Regions from separate parts of the Homo sapiens genome. Here region 2 is linked to region 1. The links are chromatin contacts, found by Hi-C or POLR2A ChIA-PET in ENCODE. All regions are on one chromosome and are shown on one strand. Each heading gives the region's core, a stretch centred on a gene start or an enhancer-like site at or near the end of the contact. The rest is flanking DNA. Distances are from core to core; before and after follow the strand shown.

The links. Hi-C counts contacts between places; a loop is a spot of excess contacts on that map. ChIA-PET counts read pairs that join two places held with the same protein, here RNA polymerase II (POLR2A). Pooled maps may share reads with other maps.
Region 2: a map of MCF 10A shows a loop between it and region 1 (6-fold over the local background). The contact joins two enhancer-like sites. A Hi-C loop is called at or near these places in 3 of 168 maps with a recorded cell type or tissue (HCT116, IMR-90 and MCF 10A) and 7 of 50 pooled maps. POLR2A ChIA-PET finds 5 or more read pairs at or near these places in 2 of 52 experiments (OCI-LY7 and naive thymus-derived CD8-positive, alpha-beta T cell).

The regions. Positions count from the first base shown.
Region 1 is chr21:29,475,338-29,478,208 of GRCh38, reverse strand. No RefSeq gene overlaps it. Among named protein-coding and RNA genes, the nearest start is that of BACH1-IT3, 19 kb to the left of the region's middle. Within about 2 kb of position 1,593, at least 4 of the 41 ENCODE cell types and tissues checked have a DNase peak (open chromatin) inside an H3K27ac peak, as active enhancers do.
Region 2 is chr21:29,162,117-29,165,074 of GRCh38, reverse strand. The region is part of intron 4 of MAP3K7CL (MAP3K7 C-terminal like); the gene reads right to left. Among named protein-coding and RNA genes, the nearest start is that of LINC00189, 30 kb to the left of the region's middle. RefSeq lists a silencer at 413-707. Within about 2 kb of position 1,439, at least 11 of the 41 ENCODE cell types and tissues checked have a DNase peak (open chromatin) inside an H3K27ac peak, as active enhancers do.

The DNA of each region.
Region 1 (2,871 bases), core at 344-2,843:
TTTGCTGAGTGCTCTTGGGCTTTAGGCCACAGACTGTACGTTGGCTTCCCTACTTTTGAGGTTTGGTGACTCAGACTTAGCCACTACTGGCTTCTTTGCTCCTTAGCTTGCAGGCAGCCTATGATGGGACTTCACCTTGTGACCTTGAGAGCTAATTCTCCATAATAAACACCCTTTAGTATATACCTCTATCCCATTAGTTCTGTCCTTCTGGAGAACCCTGACTAATACACCAGCTCTGCCGTAGCCCTCTGGGTCAGCCTGTTCTCCCCGGCCTCATTTCACGCTCTCTTCCTCTAGCTGTCTGTGCTCCAACCTGCATTCCTTAGACACACCATTCCCACCTCTGTCCTCTGCCTGGGCCCATTCTTTTCCACCAACACTCCCCTTCCCATCTCACTGCCTTTCCCTGCTTAATGTCAATCCATCTTTCAGATTTCACCTTCAGTCTAACTTTTTAGGGAGACCCGGCCTGACCACCCAGCTAGAGCAGGTCTGTGGTTGTCTGCTGTGATTCTACAACATGTTTTTTTTTTTTTTCCTTCGGAGCTCTTCCTTCAGTGTGTGATTACACATGCACTCCTTTGGGTGTTTTGTTTGAAATCAAGGTTGTTTTATCCACCTGACCATATGTGCTATGAGCTCGGGGAGCACACCTGGTTGTTCTCAGCATGTCACCCAGCTGGACCTGCAAAGAGTGCCACATATGCAGTATCCATTGCCTGAACAAGTGACTCCCTCTAAAATTCACAACAAAGCTAATAGCTGTTGTGCCTGAGGACATACAGCAAGTGCAGCCACAAACATCAGGTCAGACATTAGAAAGCGGCGCTCAAACTTCATGGCTTTCTAAGTCCCCATGCCACCAACCCTTCTGGACAACAGCTGACTTCCATTTCTAAAGAACCATAAAAAGGTCATTGGTTTGCAAAATCAAAATTTGTTCTGGGTGCTACTGTGCCCTCATAAATGAAATTTTGTTATTAAAGGAATGAACCTATTAGAAAACAATTTTTGGTGGAGTTTAAAGAAACAAGTTTCTACTCTCTTCCCCCACCCCCCCCAAAAAAAAAATCACACCATCTGGTACAAATCAAGAGAAAACTCACCCTGCTAATGACATGTGCAAACATGAATAATGAGGGCTTGAGGGTGGCAGAAAAACAGCATTCTCCCTCTGATGTGAGTCAGGAGTTTTAGAAAGTCTGAGATTTGAGAAAACTTTTCCAGGAAAAAGTAACAACAGCTTTTCATTCTCAATGTGTCAGTCAGTGTTTGAGTTAAAGGAGAAGACTAAAGAAAAAAAAACCTCAAACCCAACAGAGATTCCAAACTGCTTTAACATGATAGAACTAAAATATCTGATATTCAGAAAGCATCACAAAACTTGGCCTCGCGGAGCCAAAGAGGGCTCAACCACAAAACAAACACTGTCAGGGAAAACAGAGTTTCCACCAAAACAGGAGCAGGCAATTTTCTAGGAGGCTGGACAAAAAAAAAAAAAAAAATGCTTGTCACACAAAACCACAGAGTCCCCAAGGGCAGCGAGCCGAAAGCAGCATTCGTGGACGGCTGCCACCAAGTGGCCACTGCAGGTATTACATCTACTTAAAATGCTGTTTTGTTTTTTTGAGACGGAGTTTCGCTCTTGTTGCCCAGGCTTGAGTGCAATGGCGCGCGACCTCAGCTCACTGCAACCTCCACCTCCCGGGCTCAAGCGATTCTCCTGCCTCAGGCTCCCAAGTAGCTGGGATTACAGGCACCCGCCACCAAGCCCAGCTAATTTTTTGTATTTTTAGTAAAGACGCGGTTTCACCATGTTGGCCAGGCTGGTCTCGAACTCCTGACCTCAGGTGATCCACCCGCCTCGGCCTCCCAAAGTGCTGGGATTACAGGCGTGAGCCACCACGCCCAGCCAAAATGTTTTAATTCCTAAGATTCCCCCAGAGAAAACTACCTGTGAAATTCTCAAATCTAGAGAGCATGTCTTGGGATTTTTCATTACTCTACCTATCAAACAATCATTTAACAAGTTAAATTTTCCCCCTTTAAAATTGGATAGGGAGGCAAAATACAGCTAATAGTAGAACACATATGTCTCATAAAATGTAAATTTATTTTTGTTCCCCTACTCTCACTTAAAATGTACTCAGTCAGACTAGTTCTTCCCCTGCTCCAGGAAGAAAATCCAGGCAGCCCAAGACTTTTCTGGATATGTAAAACATTGTCACAAATTAGTAACTAAAATGATTGGTTCCATGTACAGGTCTGAATTTCAATCTAGTGTTAAAAGGTGAGTCCACTCCACCTTGGGCCAGAATCTAGCAGGCAGCTGGCGTTGGAAAAGGAGGGGATATAGTCTCTCTTCCTGGCTTATTATAGCATTTTGCATTCTTTTTCCATTCTGCTAGCTTCAGTTTCTGACTCCTTTAAGATTGAGGGTCCAAGAGAGGGGAAGAGATGGGAAATTTCTAACTTAAAGAGTAGCCTCTCTCCTTGGTGTTTTTGTGGATTCTTGAGAGACTCTGCCACCAGAAGTCTCCCCTGTATTTGCTCAGACTGTGGGCTATGAATTGAATTGTATCCTTCCAAAATTCACATACTGAAGCCCTAATCCTCAATGTGATGGTATTTGGAGATGGGACCTTTGGGAGGTATATAGGGCTGGATGTGATCATGAGGGTGGGGCCCTAATGACGGAGTTAGTGCCTTTATATGAAGACACTAAAAAGCTTGCTTACTCTCTCTCCACACACATGCACCAGAGAAAGGCTGTATGCGGACACAGTGAGAAGGCCACTGTCTTCAGGTGAAAAAGAGGGCCCTCTCCAGGACCTAATCATACTGGCATCTGATCCCAGACTCCTAGCC
Region 2 (2,958 bases), core at 190-2,689, 310 kb after region 1:
ATTTTATTTTTTCTAAATTTGGTGATAGATTTCAAAAGCCATAAAATGTCTATATCTCATTTCAATGACTTTCATATTACATACACAAAAAGCTAGGTATGTTGTAGAAAAATGCTTATAATATTTACGGAAAAAATCATGTTATACATTCCACGTTACTGTATATGCAATTATATTAAAATGTCTATTCACATGCAAAAGGCCTAGAAAGAATTAGATAAAAATGATAGCAGGAGTTCTTTAAAGATATCAGAATTCTTGGTAATTTTTCAAAGCTTTCAAGAAAGTCCTTCCCACCTTTTTCACACGGAGAAGAAAAAAAAAATCAGTAAAAATATAACAAACCTCTCGTACATCATTGGTCATAAGCCAGAAGCGATTCTTTAAATTGGATTCAGCCAATGCTGAGTTTATAATCCTAGAAAATGTTTGACTCTCTTTCTCCATCCAACAGATATGATTTAAAATAACAGTTTCAGCAACTCTTCTCATCACGCCTCTTAAGACAAATTCTCCCAAACTTGATCCAGGGAGACCTCCTCTGGAGATGAGAGAGAAGTTCAGTTTGGAGTTCAAACCTTAAGCAGTGTCTGAACGACTCCAATAAAGAAAAACTGTCTTTTAAAATACCTTAGTTAGCGTCTCTCTTTGCATCTAGCTTACGCCAGCCAAGCTAGAGGCAACATAATCAGCTACACTTTATGAAATAATGAGAAAGAAATTCTCAACAGAATCATCAAAAAATGGAGAGCTAACTACTTGGGTCAAATTCACTTGGCCCAATATATCTTGCTTGAAAATAAAGACTGTTTGGGAAAAGACATGTTGCAAAATGAATTTCCACTTCAGTAAAGTCTTAATGAAAATAACGATCATTAACAATCCTTGGAAAACCAAGCTCATGTATTTATAAATATAAGATATTACCATATTTCCCAATTTAACAATGTATCCTAGCAGTTTGTTTTTTTTTTTTAAATGGAGTCTCGCACTGTCACCCGGGCTGGAGTGCAATGGTGTGATCTAGGCTCACTGCAACCTCCACCTCCCGAGTTCGAGCAATTTTCCTCCTAGCAGTCCTTTATTGCTGATATTGACTCTGTAATACCAGCACTTTGGGCGGCTGACGTGGAAGGATTGCTGTAGGTCAGGAGTTTGAGACCAGCCTGGGCAACATAGCAAGATGCCATCTCTTTAAAAAAATTTTTTTAATTAACTGGGCATGCTGGCATGCACCTGTCGTCCCAGCTATTCAAGAGGCTGAGGTGGGAGAGTTGCTTGAGCTCAGGGGGTTGAGGCTGCAGTGAGCTATGATTGCATCACTGCACTCCAGCCTGGGTGACAGGGCAAGACTTTGTCTCAAAAAAAAAAAAAAAAAAAAGGAAGAAAGGGGCCTGTTAGGCCAAGAGCTTGGTGTGAACAGGGGCTCAGTGACTGGAGGACCCACCTCCTGCCCCGGGAGAAGTGAGGAGGCCAATGTAGCTGAAGTTGAGGGATGAGATTGGAAGTTCTACAGAGGTTCCAAGGCATCCCCAGGGAGGTCTTGAAATCTATGCCAAGAACTGGCTGTCATTTTCTAGCAACAAGAAACCCTAGGCAGGGAAACTAGTTACAATATTGCATCAACCAAGATCTCAAGTAATAAGTCCCAAGCCCAAATGGTAGAAGTGAGAATGAAGAAAAAGGAACTTGAGACTTTACGAAAAAGAAAATATATATATAATGAAAGAATTTGGCCTTGGCCCTACATCTAGCCAATTATTTAGGGAGACACTTCAAGTACTTTGGGGAAGGAAACAAGATGAGTTCTGCAGAAACACACACAGGCATATAAGTAATTAAGGAGGGGGTCCGGCCCACTTGTATGTGGTCTGGAAGGTTGTATAAAATACCTCCACTAGCCTGCTAGCCATGTTACTTCTAGAAGTTGACTTTTCCTTTTTTTATTTTTTATTTTTATTTTTTTGAGACAGTCTCACTCCGTCACCCAGGCTGGAATGCAGTGGCGTGATCTTGGCTCACTGCAACCTCCGCCTACTGGGTTCAAGCAATTCTCATGACTCAGCCTCTTGAGTAGCTGCGATTACAGGCACGTGCTATCTACCACACCCGACTAATTTTTTTGTATTTTTAGTAGAGACAGGGCTTTGCCATGTTGGCCAGGCTAGTCTCAAACTCCTGACCTCAGGTGATCCGCCTGCCTTTCCTCCCAAAGTGCTGGGATTACAGGTGTGAGCCTCTGCGCCTGGCCCCTTTTTTCATTTTAATATTGTTGTAGTGGTACCCAGAGTTATCATTGCTTTCAATGTAAACAGTAAGGATATGTTTCAAACATTAGATAGGAGTCACTCTCATGTCATTATCCTACCATATCATTTTTTTTTTTTTTTTGAGACAGAGTTTTGCTCTTGTTGCCCAGGCTGGAGTGCAATGGCACGATCTCAGCTCCCTGTAACCTTCACCTCCTGGGTTCAAGCGATTCTCCTGCCTCAGCCTCCCGAGTAGCTGGGATTACATGCGCCCACCACTACACCAGGCTAATTTTTGTATTTTTTAGTAGAGACAGGGTTTTGCCATGTTGGCCAGGCTGGTCTCGAACTCCTGACCTCAGGTGATCTGCCTGCCTCGGCCTCCCAAAGTGCTGAAATTACAGGTGTGAGACACTGCGTCTGGCCCCTACCATATTTTTTTTAATGCAACATAAAAAAAACTTACAGAACATGTAATTTAGGGGATGAGTATTGCATTTCCAAAAAAAAAAAAGCTACACATAAATTTAATTTAAATAACAAAGTCCTCCAGTACCTTCAGTCTGAAGAGTTTATAAATAGAGACATAATTACTGAGGATTTTTCTATCATACCACCACACTTCACACACACACACCAGAAGATACATTTACAGGCTATTCGTCATATAGATCTTCTTTGACTTCAATATGGATCACATGATTAATAA